Linked DNA regions of Homo sapiens: region 1 is linked to region 2. Evidence: read pairs that join two places in POLR2A ChIA-PET (ENCODE). Cell type or tissue: CD4-positive, alpha-beta T cell. All regions are shown on one strand.

Region 1 (2,500 bases), 410 kb before region 2:
GCCAACCCTGTGCTCCCTGAAACACGTGCTGTGTCAACTCAGGGTTAAATGGATTAAGGGCTGTGCAGGATGTGCTTTGTTAAACAGATGCTTGAAGGCAGCATCCTCCCTAAGAATCATCACCACTCCCTAATCTCAAGTACCCAGGGACACAAACACTGCGGAAGGCCGCAGGGACCTCTGCCTAGGAAAGCCAGGTATTGTCCAAGGTTTCTCCCCATGTGATAGTCTGAAATACAGCCTCGTGGGAAGGGAAAGACCTGACCGTCCCCCAGCCCGACACCCGTAAAGGGTCTGTGCTGAGGAGGATTAGTAAAAGAGGAAGGAACGCCTCTTTGCAGTTGAGACAAGAGGAAGGCATCTGTCTCCTGCCCGTCCCTGGGCAATGGAATGTCTCGTGTAAAACCTGATTGTATATTCCATCTACTAAGATAGGGGAAAACCGCCTTAGGGCTGGAGGTGGGACATGCGGGCAGCAATACTGTTCTTTAAGGCATTGAGATGTTTTTATGTACACATATCTAAAGCACAGCACTTAATTCTTTACCTTGTCTACGATGCAGAGACCTTCGTTCAAGTGTTTATCTGCCGACCTTCTCTCCACTATTATCCTATGACGCTGCCACATCCCCCTCTCCGAGAAACACCCAAGAATGATCAATAAATACTAAGGGAACCCAGAGGCCGGTGGAGCCTCCGTATGCTGAACGCCAGTTCCCTGGGCCCCCTTTATTCTTTGTCTGTACTTTGTCTCTGTGTCTCTTTCTTTTCCAAGTCTCTCATTCCACCTAACGAGAAACACCCAGAGGTGTGGAGGGGCAACCTACCCCTTCATGGAGGTGGTTACACAAATCTATACATATCAATTTTACTGTTTTTTTTTTTTTTTTGAGACAGGATGTCTCTGTTGCCCAGGCTGGCGTGCAGTGGCACAATCTCAGCTCACTGCAACCTCCACCTCCCAGGCTCAAGTGATCCTCCCACCTTTCATGCATGTCTGTGTGAAGAGACTACTAAACAGGCTTTGTGTGAGAATAAAAGCTTTTAATCACCTGGGTGCAGGTGGGCTGAGTCCGAAAAGAGAGTCAGCCTTCTTGTCTCCAATGATTTGAGATGCAACCTTTATCATATACTAAATATCTATATGCATTTGGGTCTGCTCTGGATTCTCTATTCTGTTCCTTCATTCTGTGGTATTCATGTGCTAATACCACACTGTTTTCATTAGAGGTTTTCTGTTTTAATATCTAGTCAGGTCGGCCAGGCGCGGTGGCTCATGCCTGTAATCCCAGCACTTTGGGAGGCTGAGGCATGTGGATCACGAGGTCAGGACCTCAAGACCAGTCTGGCCAACATGGTGAAACCCCGTGTCTACTAAAAATACAAAAATTAGCTGGGCATGGTGGCACGCATCTGTAATCCCAGCTGCTCGGGATTACAAAAAACAAGAACAGCTAAGAAAGTTCTGAAAAACTCAGGAGGCTGAGGCAAGAGAATCACTTGAACCCAGGAGGCAGAGGTTGCAGTGAGCTGAGATTGTGCCACTGCACTCCAGGCTAGCGATATATATATATATATATATATATATATATATATATATATATTTATATATATGTAGTCAGGTCAGTGGTGCCTCCCTACTCTGGGAGATAGGGTGGGGGCAAAGGGAGATAGGGGTGGGGCCATTTTATAAGATTTGGGTAGGTAAAGGAAAATTACAGTCAAAGGGGTTTTGTTCTCTGGCAGGCAGGAGTGGGGGTCGCAAGGTGCTCAGTGGGGGAGCTTTTTGAGCCAGGATGAGCCAGGAAAAGGACTTTCACAAGGTAATGTCATCACTTAAGGCAAGGACCAGCCATTTTCACTTCTTTTGTGGTGGAATGCCATCAGTTAAGGCGGGGCAGGACATTTTCACTTCTTTTGTGATTCTTCAGTTATTTCAGGCCATCTGGGCTTATACGTGCAAGTCACAGAGGATGCGATGGCTTAGCTTAGGCTCAGAGGCCTGACACCACCTCAGCCTTCCGAGTAGCTGGAACTACAGGTGCACACCACCATGCCTAGCTGATTTTTTGTAGAGATGGGGTTTCACCATGTTGCCTAGGCTGGTCTTGAACTCCTGGACTCAAGTAATTCTCCTGCCTCAGCCTCCCAAAGTTCTGGGATTACAGGCGTGAGCCACCACACCCGGCCTATTTTGCTTTTTTTTTTTTTTTTTTTTTTAAAGATAAACGTGAATAGTGTCTGCTTTTCTATTATTCACAAAGGTAAACATGAACATATATAGATGGAAGGGCAATGGTTTTGGATAGGAGACTCACATAATAAAAATATCTCTCAAAAAGTTAGTTTAAAAATGTAATGCAATCCCTCCAAAAATATCATCAGGTTTTTATCTAGAATTAGAGAAGTTATTGTAAAACTTATTTGGGAGAATGAGAAAAACAAGAACAGCTAAGAAAATTCTGAAAAAGACCAGAGTAGGGAGGCACCACTGACCTGA
Region 2 (2,500 bases):
ATCTTTGACAAAGTTGCCAAGAACACACAATAGGGAAAGGACAATCTCTTTAGTAAATGGTGCTGGGAAAATGGAAAGTCCACACGTAGAAGAATGAAATTGGACCCTGATCTCATACCACATCCAAAAATCAATTCACAATGGATTAAACAATTAAATATAAGACCTAAGCCTGTAAAACTACTAGAAGAAAACTTAGGATAAAAGCTATTGACATTGATCTGAACTATTTTTTTTTTTTTTGATATAACCCCAAAAGCACAGGCAGCAAAAGCAAAAATAGACAAGTGAGATTACATCAAACTAAAAAGCTTTTGCCCATCAAATGAATCAATCAATAGTGTGAAAAGACAACCTATGGAATGGGAGAAAAGATTTGCAAACCATACATTTGATAATAGGTTAATATCCAAAGTTTATAAGGAACTCAAACAACTCAATAGCAAGGAAACAAACAATCTGATTATTCGTGTTCAGTCTGAACAACAATGCAAGACTCTGCCTCTAAAAGAATTTAATTTTTTTTCTTTTTGAGGCAAAATCTCACTCTGTCGCCCAGGCTGGAGTGCAATGGTACAAACTTGGCTCACCTCAACCTCCGCCTCCCAGGTTCAAGCGATTCTCCTGTCTCAGCCTCCTGAGTAGCTGGGATTACAGATATGTGCCACCACACCCGGCTAATTTTTGTACTTTTAGTAAAAACGGGGTTTCACCATGTTGGCCAGGCTGGTCTTGAACTCCTGACCTCCGGTGATCTGCCTGCCTCAACCTCCCAAAGTGCTGGGATTATAGGCATGAGCCACCACACCCAGCCAAGAATTAAAATTTAAAAATGGGCCAGGCACAGTGGCTTACACCTATAATCACAGCACTTTGGGAGGCCAAGGCAGGTGGATTGCTTGAGCTCAGGAGTTCAAGACCAGCCTGGGCAACATGGCAAAACTTCATCTCTATTAAAAATACAAAAAAATAGCCGAGCATGGTGGCACATGCCTGTAGTCCCAGTTACTCAGGAGGCTGAGGTGGGAGGATCACTTGAGCCTGAAGAGCGGAGGCTGCAGCGAGGCTGAGATTGTGCCACTACACTCCAGCCTGGGTGACAGAGGGAGAACCTGTCTCAAAAAAAAAAAAAAAAGTACATAATAAAAAATTTTAAAGTCTATGCTGGCAGTCCTGCCTATACAATTCCCTTTCAAACTTTGTAAGCTTGCTATTTATCTGCTTATACTTCACTCCATCCTCCAGAAACCACATCACTATTGTTTTCAAGAAATACCCTCTCTCTCTAGACCAACTTCTTCCTGTTTTAAGATCTGGTTTCTGAGGGAGCATGCCCTTAAAGCTTCCTAGAAACCCTTTTGTCTGACTGGTCGGCTTTTCACCAAGCACTACCTTTGTATTTTCAACAGTCATAACAAAGGGTCAGAAGGCCACACCTTTAATTTGATCCATATTCACAGGCTTTTTTTCACCTTGATAATCTTTTGTGGCTAGGCACGATGGCTCATGCCTATAATCCCAGCACTTTGGGAGGCCAAGGCGGGAGGATGGCTTGAGCCCAGGAGTTCAATATAAGCCTGGGCAATACGGCAAGACCCCATCTCTACAAAACATGTTTTAAAAATTAGCTGTGCATGGTGGCACATGCCTGTGGTCCCAGCTACTTGGGAGGCTGAGGCGGGAGGATCACTTAAGCCCAGGGAGTTCAAGGCTTCAGTGAGTCATGATTGCCCCACTGCATACCAGCCTGGGCAACAGAGCGAGTGAGACTCTGTCTAAAAAAAAAAAAAAAATTGTGGGTGGAGAGACTGGAAGTGAGAAAAAGTTTTCTTTTCCATCCTAGCAAGTCATAGTCCCCCTGTATTTCCCCTGAATTCTTCTAGAAAATCAGTCAACCCCTATAGTTCACCCCACTCTTGGTATGCATTATCATACTCAGCCACATGAGCAGCCAGCATTATGTCTGGAGGTTCCCTTATCCAAATACAACAGTTCATCAGAAATACTTTCCATCTTCTAAGTAACCTCGGGCGATAGTTTAGCAATCGTTTCACTACATCATAACATAGGTCACCAGTTTTTCTGCCTCCAATAACAATTTTCTCACTATTCTGCAGCTTTGCTAACAGTTTCCTTTGTGATTTTCTACCTTTCATCCACTATGCAGTGCCAAGGCCACTGGCACATACTTGAGGATTTTGTTAGGGCAGTGCCCAGCTCCTGGTACCAATTTCTGCAACCGTTAGCTAACAGTTATCTATTGCCACAATGATACTGCATAGCAAATCATATCAAACACTGTGGCATAAAACAAGAAGCACTTATTGAGCCTATGCATCTAAGAGTCAGTTGGTAGGTCAGCTGGGGACTGACTGATTTTTTTTTTTTTTTTGAGGCAGAGTCTTACTTTGTTGCCCAGGCCAGAGTGCAGTGGTGCAATCTTGGCTCACTGCCTTTGCCTCCTGGGTTCAAGCGATTCTCCTGCCTCAACCTCCTGGGA

Evidence for each region. Peaks named below come from ENCODE experiments on the same cell type or tissue, not always from the same donor. Only the 100,000 strongest peaks of a DNase experiment are listed, where the experiment ranks them.
Region 1: POLR2A ChIA-PET joins it to region 2 with 6 read pairs; 2 of 35 experiments call an interaction of 5 or more read pairs at or near these places.

The regions. Positions count from the first base shown.
Region 1 is chr19:39,957,565-39,960,064 of GRCh38, reverse strand. It overlaps LOC124904722 (a long non-coding RNA gene), which reads left to right and starts at 43. Exons shown (of 2, transcript XR_007067261.1): 1 at 43-197; 2 at 564-745. RefSeq lists an enhancer at 1-533. In CD4-positive, alpha-beta T cell, no CTCF peak of the experiment used is centred here; no DNase peak of the experiment used is centred here; H3K4me3 peaks cover 423 bases; H3K27ac peaks cover 340 bases.
Region 2 is chr19:39,543,906-39,546,405 of GRCh38, reverse strand. No RefSeq gene overlaps it. Among named protein-coding and RNA genes, the nearest start is that of EID2, 5.0 kb to the right of the region's middle. In CD4-positive, alpha-beta T cell, no CTCF peak of the experiment used is centred here; a DNase peak (open chromatin) is centred at 1,295.